2 separate regions of the Homo sapiens genome follow, and region 2 is linked to region 1. The links are chromatin loops, found by intact Hi-C in ENCODE. Cell type or tissue: psoas muscle. All regions are shown on one strand. Links, peaks and the distances in the headings refer to the core of each region. The heading gives the core; the rest is flanking DNA. Region 1 has its middle 240 kb from the start of LINC00692. Region 2 holds the start of LOC105377001 (a long non-coding RNA gene).

The links. Hi-C counts contacts between places; a loop is a spot of excess contacts. Peaks named below come from ENCODE experiments on the same cell type or tissue, not always from the same donor. Only the 100,000 strongest peaks of a DNase experiment are listed, where the experiment ranks them.
Region 2: a loop joins it to region 1, with 2.1 times the contacts of the local background. A loop is called at or near these places in 6 of 110 quality-filtered maps.

What each region holds. Positions count from the first base shown.
Region 1 is chr3:26,106,574-26,116,023 of GRCh38, reverse strand. No RefSeq gene overlaps it. Among named protein-coding and RNA genes, the nearest start is that of LINC00692, 240 kb to the right of the region's middle. In psoas muscle, for the core only: no CTCF peak of the experiment used is centred there; no DNase peak of the experiment used is centred there.
Region 2 is chr3:26,057,609-26,067,058 of GRCh38, reverse strand. LOC105377001 (a long non-coding RNA gene) reads right to left here and starts at 2,221. Exons shown (of 3, transcript XR_940662.2): 1 at 1,803-2,221; 2 at 36-155. In psoas muscle, for the core only: no CTCF peak of the experiment used is centred there; no DNase peak of the experiment used is centred there.

The DNA.
Region 1 (9,450 bases), core at 446-8,445:
AGTATTTATATTGAGAGAAATTTCCATTTAATTACCAGACAAGCCATTTAACTTGAAGTTGATTCTTTGCATAGTAGAAACTATTAAAAAATCAAGCAAAACATTTTAAAGTAGATACTTTTTTTAAAAAAATTGAGGGTTTATTTTCCTGTAATCTATAGTTTTAAAAAATTAGTCATTCAGAATATTGTTTGAGAATACTGAAAGTATAGAGGGTAATTATACTAAAAGCTAAAATGAGTCTTTGATGTACACTTTAAGTGCAGGAATCATTTATCCTGGCTGGAATAGAGTTAATGGCAATGCAACATACTTAGAATAAGGAATTCCCTTGAATATGCTCACATAGACATATATTCCTTTTGAAACATCATTACCAATAAATATTTTAGGTCTATTAAGCGTTTTTTGGTCACTCATTCTTTCTTACCCAAGATTTTTTACTTTGGTGTCAGTGCTGTCCCTTCTATCAACTTTATTATGCTTCCTTGAAACTTGTAAATTTGGAAATTGCCTAACAAAACATTCAAAGTCACAATGCCAACAAGCTAAAGAATATCAGAGAAAAGAAAATGCCAAAAACTCACAGAGAGTAAGCAGGAAAAAAGGCTGAGACCATCACCATGCCAAGGGACCTTTCTAACACAAGAACTCCCCATCATCTCCTCAAATCTATGACTAACAATTGACTACAGGCCCCAAATGCTTTTCTTCTTTAAATTCAGCCAAGTTCACTTAGAATGTTTTCACTTGTCATTTAACAAACATTAGACAAAGATCTACTGTGTCAAGAACAGAGATAGATAATAACTAAAAAGAATGAGTCTACTTAGCATTAAAGATAAAAAGACAAGTAAGTTATAGTCCCAATCTGTCAGGATCTCAGAGTCCAATAAGAAAGGCAAACATGTATATACATAATTATAATCAAGGGCTATTTGGGCAGTGAGGGAGTGTGTACAAGGTAGAGGGCACTGCAAGAAAGGGGATAATTAACTCTGGTAGTGGAGGGAATACGTTTCTGCAGGAGTAACAATGTGTGAATAGATTTTAAAAGATGAGTAGAAATTTGTTAGGTTTTCAATGCAGAAAAGCACTCCTGGAAGCAAACAGGGAGCTGTGAAACAGCATGGCATGTTAAGGAAAATTGCAAGTAGTGAGGTATAGATGGAAAATAAATATGAGAGGTACAGGTTACAACAATACGGATGGGAATGAGGGGTTAATGCTTACTGATATGGTTTGGCTATGTCCCCACCCAGATCTCATCTTGAGTTGTATCTCCCACAATTCCCATTGTTGTGGGAGGGACCTGGTGGGAGATAGTTGAATCAAGGAGGTGGTTTCCCCCATACTGTTCTTGTGGTAGTGAATGGGTCTCACAAGGTCTGATAGTTTTATGGGGAGAAACCCCTTTTGCTTGGCTCTCACTCTCTCTTTGGCTGGCACCATCCACGTAAGATGTGACCTGCTCCTCCTTGCCTTCCACCATGATTGTGAGGCTTCCCCAGCCACATGGAACTCCAAGTCCAATTAAATCTCTTCCTTTTGTAAATTGCCCAGTCTTGGGTATGTCTTTATCAGCAGCATGAAAACAGACTAATACACTGACCATTCCAGTTTCTCCTCACTTACTATGATGTTGTGTTAAAGAGCCAGGATAATTTTACAGGGTTTAAAGAAAATCACTTATTACATTTATAGGTAGCATGTAGTCAGCAAATTAATATGCAAACATTCTTTGCAGTGTTGTTTGCAGTGGCAAGAATGTAGAAACAACCAGGCTTTTACCATTTGGGGTCTGATTAAATAAATCGCAATACTTCACTAGAAAGCAATAGTATGTGGTTGTTTTATTTTAAGAAAATAAGGTAGTGCTGCATGATTAAAATGGACCTCATAACAGGATATAATATTTATTTGAAAACAAAACAAAACAAAAAACAAATAGCTGGTCATGTGTATACTGCCTTGTGTGTGGGGTTTTTAAATGATATGTTAGCATTAAATGATATGCTAGCATTATACATAGGTTATAACCTATAAAATGCAAAATGATATATGTTTTTAAAAAATAGCTCAGGAACTCATTTTCTTTTTTCATTCCCTTTCTTCCATCTGCGAAAATGAACAAGATAATATTAATTAGGACAACGGGAGAATGTATGATAAGCAGTTCAGAATAAGAATTTATAGTCAATTGTAGTTTTCCCCCACAGAATTAAATAGAGTCAATGAGAATGCTGCATATAATACTTCAGTAAGAGTTTTTCACTAGCACATTTCACCAGCGCTGTTTTGATCAACAAGTGAAATCTTATTTTTATTTTTTCTGGGCATACGCATGATTGCTATAATGTTGAGGCAAGGGGCAGAGGCATGGAGACTACCAAACGGAAAGACTGTGAGTCTCCCGGAACATGAGGACATTGTGTTTTAAGTATATTAGAAAAGTCTAACATCAGGGCAGCAAGTAATACTATTTAACAACAGCCTGACGCTGAAGGAGGACAAAATGAAGTGTGAATGTTTTTATAGATGCTGCAAGACATTGTTGTGCTGTTGTAGATGTGATTGTGTTACAATCATATCTGTTTCAGCTAGTGTCATTTTGAATTTGAACAAAGCAAAACATCCTAATATTTGATATCTGTTATGCACTGAAGAGGTTGAGTACCACTGTTTCAAATTATTATCCTAGTCCCCAATGTTATCGCTTTTAGACATTTGGTCTATTCTAAATTAATTATGAATACGTTTGTACATATCTATGGAAATAAACAAGCTAAATTTAAAGGGGGAAAAGGTGTTATGGACACAAGAGCAGGACCTGAACACATAATTCCCAATGGTGATTTGCAAGTCTAATGCACCAAGTTCAATGTCCAGGGCTCTTTATTCAGCTCTGAAAAAAATATATATGTATATATATACCATGTTCATCCCAGGAAACTCCATTTCATAAAACACTGTTATAAATACTATAGAGAGTTATGGGTCAAAATAACATGGTAGGTTCCACCTATATGTCTTTAAGTTTAGAGAGTCATGCATTGTAGGCAAGAAAAGAAGAGGCAATGATCATACTGCCTCTGTTTTAGCCAGACAGTGATCTTCCTAGGGATGTCAGGATGTCAGCTGTATCTGTCTGATCTTCAGCAGCAAGCTTCAGAAAAAATTCTTCAGCCTATAGAAATCCAAGGTGCTAATGAACTCATTCTTTTTTGTCACTATCTATCACCCATCCCCAGGTTTCAAGGAACACGTGGAATGTCTCCTGTTTTGACTCATTTAAATATCAGTTCTTGCCCCAGTAGACTCCAGCATTCAGAAGTAGCCCCTATACCACTGATTTGTTCATTTGTGCTTCCCTTCTTCTAATGGATTCCTCAGTATAGACCTCAGTTCACTCTCTGGACCAATTTCTATTCATCACCTTAGCATGAAGAACCAGCTGGCTATCTCTCTGAGATTCAGTTCTTATTTATTGTGAGTTACTTGTGTTCTAATCTAGGAAAGGTTAGGACCTTGGTTTCCATGTCCCTAGGGCTTCTCATACTCGAGTTTGCCTGTGTAGACAATCCTTTTGTACATGTTCAGCACTGTAGGTCATATGAAGACATGAAAGACCTCTATACCTTAAGGTTTTCCTTTGTTATTTAAGCTTTAAACTGGCCTGGCCCATCCTTATATCTCACCCTAGACTGCTCATAAAAACAATCTGCAAATACAAAAGGGGATTCTAGGTGATTGCATCTGGTTGGGTTCTTTGGAAAATAACCTCTAAAACAAAGATTGGCATGCAGGATGTTAATTATGGAATGCTTTGGGGATCACCATCTGTGGAAGGGAAAGGAAGGAAGCAGGACTAGACAGAGGAAGAAGTTAATCCACTTGCAGTGGATTTTTTGGATTAGCTAAATCAGACTTTTAAAGGTAAAATATCTCCTCACTGAGGGAACAATTCTTTCAGTCATTGAAAGTAGATTACTTCTTTTACTACATTTGGGGGTTAGATAGAGTAAGGAGGGCAAGTAAAGTTTGCTTATGGATTTTTAAAGTTCTTGATACACATCTTACTGAGAGACTTGCAATTTTGGGACTCTGAATACCAAATATTCCAAAATTGAAGCAGAAATTAGAGACAATTCTGAAAATATGAAAGAGAAATTATAGCAGGATTATTAAACAAGGAGATATAATTTACTGCAAATCTAGGCAAGTAATGCCTCCAGAAATGTATCCTTTCTTCTAAAAGGTGACCTGCTACTCTTTGCTACCACTGACCCTCAAATTTACTAAGATAGGTTTCAGTGTTTCAGTAAGAACAATTATCTAGAAAACGGATATGGCCACAGCTATAAAAAACCCAGGCACTATTCAGAATGGGATATTAAGAATGGCCCTGTTAGGATTCAACAGGGCATCAGTCCAGAAGTTAGAGATTCACTGTCATTCTCAAGACATAACTGCAAAGCCAGGAAACAGAGCTACCCATCTATATCTATCTATCTATCTATCTATCTATCTATCTATCTATCTATCATAAAATATTTTAGAAAGATCCCTATTTGGAGGAGTTAAAAGAAAATAAAATTTAAAACAAGAAAAGGCCCTTAAAGACCAACTGGAAAACCAGATTACAGAATCAGACCAGGTAAGTATTGCCGGGTATGAGCTGAATGTGTGCAGGTTGCTAGGTAGACAAAGGAGATTCCCAAAGGAAATTATCACTGAAGCCAGGAGAGGTTTGAAGCCCAGTCCTATTGCAGGTAAGATAAAGGGGAACTCACAGGCAACTTTCTGATCTATGAGCTCTATTGAGAAATGCTCTGTTCCTAATAACACAGGAACATCTGCATATCTCTCTACCCTTGATTTGACCACATGCTGATCAAGAAGAGGGAAAAAAAACCATGGGTGGTCATGCACTTACTAGACAGGAATCAGCAGCTACATTTGGAGCATCAAGCAGGCTTCTCAAACTATTTGGAATTTTGGTGGAAAAGGGTGTAATCAGGGATGAGAAGTGTCCACCCTCACAACATCATTATTTGTGTCCAAATTTACTCTCAGATACACTTGCTAGGTTTCTTGAGTCTCTGTTCAACCTCAGAAAAGCGCTTCTTCTCACCTCGGACAAGAATGGCCCTAAGAAATTCGAAATAATGAAATTCTACAAATGTTCCACTAGAAGTTGCTTTACTCTCTGAACTGATTTTCCAGTGCTAAGAAATGCTCTTCTAGAGGGCATGTCAACACTGGTGACTGTGGGCTGTACAAGTGAAAAAAAGCACTGTTCTATCCACTCCCAGGTCTGCTTTCTACATTCCTCTTGAGTCTATACCCTGATCTCAATTCTTACTGCCATGACCACAGTTCGTGCTGCCAGCAGCTTTTGCTGGAATTAATGCTCAGTCTCTGTCCCTTGGTAAAAATGATTTAAGGTTGCCCCAATGCCTTCCAGGTAAAATACAAACTCATGGGTAGAACATGAGAAACTTTCCCTTGGGTTTAACTTGTAACTGTTCATTCACGTTGATTTACCTGTGAGTTTGCCATGGCTTTTCTGTATTCATGCCCTAGCTCCTGACACATTGCACAGCACAAAAGGACCCTGAATAAATGCCTGTGAATGACTACCAATGAATCCAACACATAGGCAAGGTAGCGAACCCTAGGGTATATAACATGGTACAGCTTAGCATCCAGAGAGATCTGAGCAAGTCACTTAACTTCATTGTGTCTCAGTTTTCTCACCTGTAAAATTTTGAGAAATTTACCTACCTCACAGCATCCTTGTGAGGATTTAATTATACAATGTGTGTAAAGAACCTCAGTCATTGCCTGACACATGCTATTTATTTAATCAACATTCAGTCCATCTGCTTTCTTCTCAGTTTATAATCTGTAAAATTTAAAAAGTAAACTACATGGTTTCTAAGTTTCCTTCCAACTCATAATGGGAGATTTTAGCATACAATTATCAGTAATGACAGAAAAATACCACAAAATTAGAAAGATAAGAGAGGCGATGAGCAACAGGATCAACAAACTGTATCTAACTGACATACATAGAATTCTGCACCCAACACTTGCAGGATATCCACTCTTTTCAAGTGCATGTGAAAAATTTACCAGACTTACCCTTATGTTGGGCCATAAAGTAGTATTATAAACAGCAACAGAAAATGAACAAAATATGGCCACATATCACAATTTAGGTGAATCTCTCAGATATGAAATAGATTTAAAAGGCCAGATGTTTATATAAAGCTAAAAAGCAAACAAATGTGTTTATAACATAAGAAGTCAGAATAATGATTACTTTGGGAAAAGTGGGCGTGAAAAGGTTTCTGGAATTTTGTTTCTTGATCTTGGTGGTGGATACATATGTGTAATCACTTTGTGTTAATTCAAAATGTATGCTGATGATGCTTCAATGTAAGTTTATTGTTAATAACCAAATAATATTTCTTAATACTAATATTGTGTTATTTTGGTTAACAAATATTAATATTAATTAATATTAGTTATTATATTAAAATTAATTAATATTAGTTATTATATTATTAATATTAATTAATATTAGTTATTATACAATTAATATTAATGGTAGCATTAATTATATATTAATTGTTAATGTTAACAAATACACATAATTATAAATATTAATAACAAATATTTATTTCAATATATAATACAATATAACATTTCATTAACATTATTATTTTATTAACATTATTAGCAATAATATAATAAAATAACAATATTATATTCATATTAATGTTTGTTAGCAACCAAAATGAATATGGACTAACATGCCCAGCTAGAAAGTAGTGGAATGGGAATTTGACTTTGGTCTGCAGAACCTCAATATCCGCAACATGTTTGCAGGACCTCTTCATCTTGGTGAGCAGTGAGCTCCCATATTTGTGCTTCAGCCCTATACAATCTCTGAAAGCTGTTCCTAGCTTCCCAGGCTCTCTGCTACTGCTTTGAAAGGTGTCTGTGTTAAGGGGGAAAGAAGACATCTATCTTGAGCTCCTGTCCCCATCCTTCTCTTTAATTCAGAATTTTCTCTCTTTATGACTTCACTTAGAGAGAACTGACTTGGTCTTTATCTGTTTTTTTTTAACTTCCAACGATTATTTTTTCAATATTTCATCCAATTAGTTGTTCTCAGTTAAAACATGTCTACAACAAGGTATTTTATCATCACAAGAAGTGGGGAGAAAACTTAGTTCAACTTTTCCTACATCATTATTGGTTTTACAAATTATTCAACAAATATTTATTTAACACCCTATATTTTTGTGGTTTTTTTTGCAGTTGCAAGATTTAATACAGTGAAATAGAGTGAAAACGGAGCTCCCATACAAAGAGAGGGGACCCAAAGAGGGTAGCCATTGCTGGCGTGAATGCCTGGGTTTATATCCCGATCATTGTCCCTTCCGCTGTGCTCTCAGGCAACAGATGATTGGCTATTTCTTTACCTCCTGTTTTTGCCTAATTAGCATTTTAGTGAGCTCTTTTTACTATCTGATTGGTCAGGTAACACCCCTATGTTATAGGCACTATTCCAGGAGCAGGAGAGGGGCATTGGTGAATTCGACAAAAGACACTGCATTTGTACTAATAAGGCGAAAATAATAATGGCATCTCTTGAGATAAACAAATGGAAAAATATCCAATGCTCATGAATTGGAGGAATCTATATCATTAAAATAACCATACTGCCTAAAATGATCTATGGATTCAATGCAATACCTACCAAATTACCAATGTCATTTTTAAGAGATTTAGAAAAAGCAATCCTAAATTCATATGAAACCAAAAAAGAGCCCAAATAGCAAAAGCAATTTTAAGCAAAAACAACAAAGCTGGAGGCATCACACTACCTGACTTCAAATTCTATTATAAGCCTATAGTAACCAAAACAGCATGACACTGGTATAAAAATAGACACAGAAATCAATGGAACAGAATATAGAATCCAGAAACAAAGCCACATAACTACAACAAACCGATCTTCCCCAAAGCTGACAAAAATATACACTGGTGAAAGGACATCCTATTCAATTAAGGGTGCTAGGAAAATTGGATCATTATATGCAGAAGAATGAAACAGAACCCATACCTCTCACCATGTACAATAATTAGCTCAAGGTGGATTAAAGACCTAAATGTAAGACCTGAAATTATAAAAATCCTAGAAGAAAACCTAGTAAAATCTCTTCTGGACGCCTAGGCAATGAATTTATAACCAAGTCCTCAAAAGCAAACAAAACAAAACCAAAAATAGACAAATAGGACTTAATTAAACTAAAAAGCTTCTGCACTGCAGAGGAACAACAACAGAGGAAACAACCTATACAATGAGGAAAAACATATGTGTAAACTATGCCTCCAATGAAGAGCTAATACCTAGAGTCTAAAAAGAACTCAAACATCTCAACAAGAAAAAACCAATAACCACATTAAAAAGTGGGCAAATAAACAAAAGTTTCTCAAAAGAAGACATACAAGGAGTCAACCAACAATTTTAAAAAGCTCAGCAGTACTAATCATCGGAGAAATGCACATCAACCCTCAGTGAGATACCATTTTACACCAGTCAGAATGGCAACTATTAAAAAGTCAACAATCAACAGATGTTGGAGAGGATGCAGAGAAAAAGGAACACTTATACACTGTTGGTGGGAAGGTCAAGTAGTACAACCTTAGTGGAAAATAGTATGAAGATTTCTCAAAGAACAAAATACAGAACTACCATTCAATCCAGCAATCTCAATACTGGGTATATACCCAAAGGGAAAGAAATCATTATACCAAAAAGATACCTACACTCACATATTTATTACAGAATTATTCACAATAGCAGAGATAGAGAATTAACCTAAGTATCCATTAATAGATGACTGGATAAAGAAAATATGGTGTATATATACCATGGAATAATACTTGGCCATAAAAAAGAATAAAATCATGTCTTTTGCAGGAATATGGATGCAAAACTAGAGGCCATTATCCTAACTGAAATAACTCAGAAACAAAATGTTCTATACCACATGTTCTCACTTATAAGTGGAAGCTAAACCATGAGTATACATCAACACACAAAGTGGAATAATAGACATTGGAGATTGTACAAAGTAGGAGGGCTGGAGGAGGGTTTGGGATGAAAAAATCACCTATTGGGTACAATGTTCTCTATTTGGGTGATGGGTTCTCTAAAAGCCCGGACTTCACAGGAATGCAATACATGCATGTAAGAAATCTGCACTTGAAAATCTAAATCTAGAAAAATAAAAAAATTTTAAAGAAAACACTAGATAGCTATTTAAGAGAGTGAATACCATTTCACTATTTAAAATCCTCCAATGACTCTCCATTGCCTGAGGCAGGGTTCCTCAGCATAGGCATGTGAAATAAAAACAAAATCCTAAC
Region 2 (9,450 bases), core at 475-8,474, 49 kb after region 1:
GCAATGTGAAAGGGTTAATCACAATGGTAACTTACCTGCCATTTATTGTGTACCTTCTGTGGGGTGGGCACTGTGCCATGCTCCTTACTATGCCATCTCATTTGGTCCACATTCCACTCCATGAGGCAGGCATTATTTCTCTAATTTTAGAAATGCTGAAACAAAGACTCAAAGACGTTGAGTAACTGGACCTAATGTGTATCAACCAGGGTTTCTTTGCTTGAAGGCCACAGAAACCAACACTGGCAAATTTAAACACAAACGAAAATCAATTATCAGGATACTGATACCTTCCTGAATTCACAGAGAACTAGGAAATAAGACGAGAACCAGGAAAACTCCCAGCACCAGGAACTACTCGAACATCTGCTGGGATAAATGGGCCTGGGCATTTTTATCAGGTCTCACTCAAGATTCAAATCCTGGGAGAGAAGTTTGGAGTACTATCTTGCCTAGACTTGTATTCCCACGAAGACTGACCACAAAATGGACAAGATAATCCCCCCAAGGGAAGTCATATACTGTTAGGAAGGAGGGTGAACAAAATAGCACCTACATCCTTGATATTCCCAAGTGGCAGAAACAGAATTCAAACCCAGCTCCTTCTGACAGAAAATCCAGAGCACTTTTCTAGATGTTTGTGGAGGGAGTAGGAGGGAGGTCTAGGAAAACTAATAAAAGTTCTGGAAGCTCAACATCTTTAACTGAAGTGACAAGGAACAGAGCCATGCTGGACACAGAATAGGAGCTTGATAAATTCTTGTTGTATAAATAAATCAAAAAGATGTATAAGAAAGTCAGAGAAGCTTATATTCTGACTCCTATTGTCCCTGCTTTCCATCCTTGGGGGAACAGGCACCTCTTTGTCATCCTCAAAGCTTATCTGTCTGAATCATGCGTTGCCTGAGGATCTGAGCAAAATTAAAAACCTGAGCTTTTCTTTTCTTTATGAAACCAAGGCATTGCCTGCATGTCCCCCATGGGACTGGACAGTGAGTGGCCTATCTGATCAATGTGGGTCTAGGCAGACATACGCAGAGGAACTTTCCTTTGTGCAGAGATAGAAGGTAAACCACAGTGCCCATCTACGGCCTCCTGCTTTCAGAGGCAATCTGAATGATTCTCTTAAAAGTAAGTGTCATAAATCTGGCATCCTTTGCTCTCTTGATAATTCAGAATCTCAGAACCGACTGAAATAAGCTGATGAAAAGGTGCATGCTGTTTTGGTGAAAGAGGGAAAGAAGAAGGATTATATAATTGGGGGTGAGAAGAAGGAAGCCATTATCAAGACATGAGATTTCTCTGTCGGAGCTTACTTGGCTCTGGAAACATAAGAGGAGACTTTTCATCTTGAAAGGATTACTTGAATTTAATGTAAAAAATAAACATTGGAGGAGCTGTAGCTTTTCTGTCAACCCCATTGATCCTGTGACCAATGGTATTCACAAAGTCATACATCATTGGAATTGGAGCAACTTGATATTCATTTAGGTTCAAAACGAGGCCTCAGCCACGAGATTAAGAGGCTGGGCAAACTACTAAGTTCATTTCTGTCATTTGCAAGGTCAAACTCAAACATGGGCAGTTCAAAATAGCTCATTGATGAAAGAATAAGGAAGCTGCAAAGACGAAGAATCATTAGGGATTCCCTAGAACTCACCAGTCCCTGTCGAAAAAGCTGAATATCTTCCTAGTGAGAATGGAACTTTAATAAGGACCAACCATATTATTGTAAGAAACTCAAAGCAAAACTCATATGAAATATTTTATTTTTATGACTATCATTTCAGAGCTTAACATACCTTGTTTTGTGTCTCTAGCACAGAGCCATGGAGAAACAATCTAGACTTCCTTTTCCTTGTGAATTAAAAAGTGTATGATGAGTTTTCACAGAAGAGGTAAGAGGTAATAGCACTCAGTAACCTTGAACTCAAATTTCCTTAACCTTCAGAGACATCAGAAGTCCTACAGATCTTTTTAAATAATGAAAACATTTGGTAGGGGGGACTTATAACTTAAGTTACACAAAGGTGATTTTACTATTTTCAGTAATGTACTTTAAATCAAGACCACAGCACAAGGGGTATTCCTGATGTACCAACTGTTATAGACATAATCATTAAGATCCATTATGAAGATCCAATTAGGGAAAAAGTGGAGAATTTCTCAGTGTCCCATAGTTCATGAGGTGCTCAACCTCTTAACCTTTCTTACAACATGGGAGAAACAGACAATGTTACAACTCAAAGTAATTCCAAACACGAAGTTTGGCAGAAATGTTGTCTCTCTTGCACTTGCTATCAACTCTCTTTCCTTGGAAGTCTGGAAGGTCAGGAATGTCAATGAGTAATTTTCATTCAAAGGGAACCTTAGACTGAGTTTTTAAATACCTGATTTCTATTTTATAACTATGGACCATGGACATAATAAAAACTTGCTAAATTGTCATTTAAATAGAGAAAAAAGTAAATTTTCAACAAAGAAAAAAAACCTGAGCTATTATTTAATAATAATAATTTAACTATTATTATTTAACTATAACTTTTAATTATTTATTATTATATAACTTAATTATTATTTAACAATTAATATTTAACTATTATTTAACTAATGTTAACAGTGGCTCCTTTAATAATTGAGCTGGTAAATTATAAAATGATCTAGCTAGACAAGATCAAATTCATACATTTATTCAATAGATGCTTAGTGAGCATATGCTATGAGCCAGACCGTCTTCTACCAGACACTGATGATACAGTAATAAACAAGACAGAAAATGTCTGCCTTCATGGGCTTTCCCTCAAGAGGTGAAGACACACAGTTGACATCTTACCAACCAACTATACCACTTTTCATGTTTTGCAAAGGGCACTGGAGAAAAACAAAACAGATTAATCTGATAAAGCATACATTCTTTGGTGCATATATACATTAATAAAATAAATCTTGGTATTTTTTATGCTTTAAAACTTGTTTGTTACTATATGTTTTCTTTCTACTGTCATTTCCCTTCCCATTTTAAGCATTCATTTTCATTTTCTGATTAAATAAATGTGAACAATGACTGTATTTCTTCTGGAATGGATTGTCTGAGTCTAGGATCATCTCAAGGTACTTTAGTCCTTTTTATTGTTGAACTTATGTCTAAGTATGCTGAGCGTTTAAGACTAGAGTCAACGATTCAATCATGTAGCAGTTTGATTGAAAGCTTTGCTTTTACAAATAATCCAAGTAAAAATATTCACTTTCATTAGGCTACCTAGCAATATATAAATATATGTTTTTTAAAATGTTAATATATTTTGGATATAGTACTTAAAGCACTCTGTTCAAAGTCATGAAAATCAAATAGCAACAGAGAAATGAATTATAAATCTAACTTAAGAATTGGGTTTAGCTTTGTTCACATCAAATGGAAAGGCTGTCTCTGAATTGTATCAGACTCCATTTCTTTCCCATTAGTGGTGATAACATTTCCTGATTGACAGTTTTTATAACAATTTCTGATACTGATATAAACTCTTTAAGTTCCTTAATGTACTTTATGTATTAAGAGTAACTCTTGACCATCCTCACAAATGGGAACAAAAAAATTCTGGCAAGGGAAAATGCAGTCATAATCCACAAACCTAAATCTAGCCTGAGATTCAATCATTACCAACCCTTTGACCAAAACTGCTATTTAAAAAAAAAGGAATGAACACTGAGTTTTCTTTCCTTTGATTTTTTTCATTCATGAAAATATTTCAGTCAGTAACATGGCCTAGAAGCAAACAAGAAAATAAGAGAAGGAAAAACCTCTGCATAATCCACTGTCTGAATAACCAATCCCCAGATCGCAAAATTCACTAGAACCCTCAGAAAGGTGAGCAGGATTGCTGTGCCAGTAGAAAGAAAATGCAACCCTATCTTTCTAAAATTCCTATCTCTAAGTGAAACCATTTAATCTCATTTCCACAGCATCAGAGTATTGGGGGGATGGGAAAGAAGAGCAAAGCTAAAAAGGCCTAGAGAAACACATCTGCAAGTACAAGAGGGAAGGCTACTTGCTGTGAGAAAATGGTTCCTAATGTCTTTAGCAGCACTCGGATTCTTGAGTTCAACAGAAAGCCATATTCTCCACTAAGATACAAATAGGAATGAAAATACAGTCTTTTCTCAACTCGGGAAACTGAATGCAGAATGTGTATTAGGTGGCCATGAGGAATTACTCTGGATTTTTTTAGATGTTAGCATAGCATGATGGTTATGAGATAGTTTGTCCTTACAGTTGAGAGTTGTGGGCTGAGGTAGTTAAGGGTAGAATGTCATGTTGGACACATTTAAATAGGTCATCAATAGCAACCTATATCTACATAAATTGAGTGTGACAGCATGTTAACAATTTGAATAAAAGTAGTAAGTTTGTGGGTTGCATCTTTTTTTCTATTCCTTCAACTTCTCCATATGTGTGAAAATTCTCAAGCTAAGAAGTTGGGGAAAATGCAATAGAAAAAAATGATATTATGGCTTCCAATCGAGTAAGAAGTACAAATATACAACTAATTATAAAACAGACGGAATAAGTGTCAAAATATAACTTCACTTGTTTGATTTAAAAAAAAAAAATATATATATATATATATATAAAATGTGTGTCTTTCCTTGCATTGTCCTCTTTCCCTTTCTGAAGTCCAGCAGTCAGAGGAGTGCAGCAGCAGGTTGGAAAGAAGAGACTGTGCAACACACTTCCTGCTTTGGCTTTTGTTTTCCAAAGTCTAAGCTGATTGAAGAGATTATTCTAAAGGCAAAAAGAGAGAAGAGGAAAAGCCTCAAAGACTGAAAAGGGCACAGGGAAGGGTCTCTTGAGCAGGAGGGCTGGCACTCTGCCTCCTTAAATGTCCCTGGTAGATGATAAGGCCTCTGAGGTATTGTTGCTAGGAAGACCACATCCTAAGCTCTGAGGTTCACAGCATTGTCAAACATTCCTTAGATTACTATCAATGGTATTCTTTCCAAAGAATAATCTGAAAATTGCTCTGCTTGGGAGACCTCTCTACTATCATTCTTCTTACATGCTCAGCAGTTCCCTAAGTCCCAGAGGCAGCAATAAAACCATATGACCTAAAGCCTCCCTAACCAACCTCTAATATGTGTGGCCTGCCCCCAGCTAGTTTTCTGTTCTGTGCCAAATTTTCACTCCAGTTCTCCGCTGAGGGAGTCTGGATCTCAGATTCACTTGGTGTTGAACTTTGACAAACCCCTACACTCAGTTTGGACCAGGCTTTATATATCTCTACCTGCTGAATAATCAATGCATGAACCTCAGTGGGAGGTCCCTGGGTATAGATACAAAAGTAAGCATGGCCTGTGGGAAGTATCCTGCAGTTTATGATAGCATCCTGGGCCCCAAGCCTGACACTGACGCTGCCGTTATCAGATGAGGCTTTAGGGTTTTTGACGGAAGAGTGAGTATGTGGAACGGCTATGCATTGTTGTGGCCAGACAGCTGACTTAGGTAGATTATATTTCCAAAAATACCTTCATCAATGTTTTGGATTCCAAATGTTCTTCCATTATCTTTACCATAAAAAGGTAAATCTATTCCTCTCCCCCTTGAAATGAGGTGGGCCTTTGTAACTGCCTCAATGAATAGAATGCTATAAAAGTGACACTGTATCAGAGGGTAGGTTTGAACAGGCAATACAACTTCCACTTGTCTCTCTATCTTGGAACGCTCACTCTCAGAACCCAGCCACCATGTGGAGAAAATGGTCAGACTACATGGAGAGGGAATGTGTAGATGTCACAGCCAACAGCCACCATTAACCACCACCAAGAATGTGAGTAACAGTGATTTCAAACGATCCTAGATCCCAGCTGTCCATCACACCCACTTCTTGAGTCTTCAATCTTAAGGTCCAGACATTGTGGATCAGAAGCAAACCATCCCTGCTGTTCCCTGTCTGAGTTCTTGACCCACAGAATCCACAAGCATAATAAATGGTTGTTCTATGTCACTAGGTTTTAGGATCATTTGTTACATGGTAATAAATAACCACAACATCCAAAAAGATGCAAATGTCCATGGTGTAAACCTCCTTATAATTCCAACATCTTTTTTCAAATAAGAGTTTAATAGAATGCCAAGAAAAATCTTGAAGGATAAAAGGTGCATCAAATGAGCATCTATGTAGCATGGGCACATATACAAGAGCTGGTTGCATATGTAATGCTGAACCTCTGCCTTCTGCAACATCAGATGTGATGGTCAGAAGAAAGCCTCTTTCTTCCCTTTCCCACAGATGGAAAAGGTAACTCCAGGACCACTTCCCAGAGAAGCAGTTCTCCACATATACATACATGCACAAACCAGAAACTTTGCTTTCCAAAGCCACCCAGAGCTTCTTTCCACACCCACAATCTTATTCAAGGAACTTCACAAGCACCCCCAATGTGCAGGACAGATTATAAATGCTACTGGTGTTCCACTGAAGAACTTGTTTGCTTGCCTTGCTTCTATCCTCCCTCTTGATATCACCACTCCCTATCCTCTTTAGTAAATAACTTTGTGATACATGGAATGACTGGCCACTATTATTTACCCCTTCCTGTGTCCGTGCCCTTTGGCTGTGAATTTGCTCTTCCTTCTGCTAGAAGAAAGAAATATTTCCCAGCTCCACGGTGTTGAGCTTGGCCACGTGACTTGCTTCGGCAAATAAATGTAAGTTAAAACAGCAGTGTGCCAGTCTGAGCTCAGGGTTTAAGACGCAGCACATTTCCACTTACCTCGTATCTCTACCACCACTGTGAGGTTACTTCAAATGGTATAAACTAACAACAGAGGACTGTTGGAGTTTATTTATTCTGTCACTAGTACCCTAGAAAGGATGTTTGTTTTCACTAGAAAACCTCTTTCCTGTCTTACGCATGGCTATTCTGCTTTTCCTTTAATTCTGTTGAGCACTCTGTATCCTTTTAGTAAATTTCTTTCTTTGCTCAATGCTATGATTGGAATATTTGTGTCTCTCCAAAATTCATATTGAAGCTCAATCTCCAAGTCAGCAGTATTAATAGTCCTTTGGGAAAGTGGTAAGTCATGGGGGCTCCACCCTCATAAACGGGATTAGTGCCTTCATAAAAGGGCTTGAGTGAGGTCCTCCTTCTGTCTCTTTCCCTCTCAGTCGCTCCCACTCCTTCCACCATGTAAAGACACAGCAACAAGGTGCCGTCTTTGCATCAGAGATAACGGCCCTCACAGACACCAAATCTGCAGGGGACTTGATTTTGGACTTTTCAGCCTCCAGAACTGTCAGAAGTAAATTTCTATTATTTATAAATTACCTAGTCTGAAGTATTTTGTTACAGCAGCAGGAACAGACAAAGACACTCAAGTTAATCAGTAGTGATGTCTATTGCTGGCAAAGAACCACTGCTTATACAATGAAAGGAACATGACTAGGATGTTTGGAAAAAAAAATGTTTATTGAAAGAAATCTAATCCTCTTTAAACAAAGGAGCCTAGCTCAGAAATAGGCAACTCGGGGGTGGAAAAAAGAATAAAGAACTGGATGTTAAAAATTCAACCTTTGCAAAGCTCTCTGGAAGATGGGGGTAGGGCTATAAAATGTAAAAGGCACAAAATTTGACCTTAACCAAAAGACCCATTGTGCTTGACATTTATACAAAAGCCTCTACATTCACAAAAATGAGATTTGAACCACAGCTGGCCAATTAAGAGAAAGAAATCCTCTGTAAATCAGTTACAAGCTTTAGCTTTCTGCTTGCCAACCACAGTAACTGCTGAATCTCTAATAAGTACTCAAAGTACATGTACGCACACACACACACACACACAGAGCAAACCTTCCTAGCAAATGCAGCCTTGGATCAAATTAATCAGAAAAACTTGAGTGATTTCACACAACATGACCTGGGCTCAACATTGTGATTATTTCTGGGGCCGTTGTATGTTACGTTATTTTTATACTAGTTTCAACAAGGCTTGCTGTGTTTCCCAAGTGTAATCAATCACATTTCATTATTTTCAGGTTTCTCTCAGCTGTTACCCTTGGCTTTGGGATAACCATGTGGAATTTCACAGCCCAAGCAAACACGCAGGCTGTATGGCATTTTCATTTCTCAGTCTTGGCAGGCTATGGAAAATGGGGATCAGTGGCTATGTTCAATCATTCATCCTGCAAGAATAGCATTCTTCATCTGTTGCTTTTTTTCTTTGCCACAAAACTCTTCTATTTTTCTGCAGTTTATAAGACATGAGATTTTACTAAATTTTAATGTTAAGACAAAGCACTCAAGTTTGACCTTATATGCTCATTTTTCATTTTATGAAAAACAGAGCAAAAGCATAAAATGGATTCACACTTGGTTTGCCTCAAAACACCTCCAGTTCTGAGTTTCAGTATTCTATAACACATTAAATAGTTAAAGCTAACAGGAAAAATCATCCCAAACCTAAGCATATAATGAGAAACACATTTTAATACTGTTATTTAACATTGTTCTTAAACCCTTTTCTTTCCCACCAGAAACTATACTATGAAAGGCAGAGAAACCTCTCTTTATAATTGTAAGTCTGAAAAAATGAAAATTTCAAATACATGTTTCTCTATAGAGAGATCCAGAATCCAAGTGAGCTAGGAAAAAATTACAGACCTGGGAAAAAATTAGTGTGAAGTATTTCCCTAAGTAGTAGAATTCCTACTTAGGGCGAAGGGGCATTCCCAGGGCTAAGGATGCATTAAAAGCAAGTCAAAATATTGGTGGAGGGGCAAAGATTGGGAAGTGTATGTACATTTTTATTACCTAACATGTCTAGTCTGCCCCATTGCTGGCTCCTAATTATTAGGCATGTATAATACAAGGTTACTACTATGTAGTCCATTTTAAAATGTACCTACTAAAACATGCTCAATGTATGCAAACACTGTTTCAATTTCCAGAAGACTAAGGCAGAACTGAGTAAGATCCATCTCAGTTTTCACGGAGGTTACATGGTAAGGAAAGCAATCACCCATATACGAAGCAGGTAAGTGCCACACAGCAAGACATATAAAGGAGTTTCTTCTGCCAAAGGAAGAAGGGAGGAGACACACGATGGAGAATCAGGAAAGGAAAGCTTCATATATGGCTGGATTCTGAGCTACCAATGGAAACCTACCGGCTAAATGAGGCCCATGCATGGGTTTCGTTCAGCACATGTGATATTTTAGAAGTATTTTCTATAAATTCACTGAAACTTCTGAATATTGCATTAAAATATCTAGAATTCTGGCTTCTCTTGCAAAATCCAAAAATTCTAGGTCTACATTCTAACCCGGTAGTAGTTACCTAGATGAGAATAGTGGCTATCCCTTTAAACCAGACCCAAGTTTTCCAGTTTGCTACAGTCCCCATCACTCCCTGTTGCACCCAACCCATGACCTGCTTTATTCCTTTCTTTCAACTGCC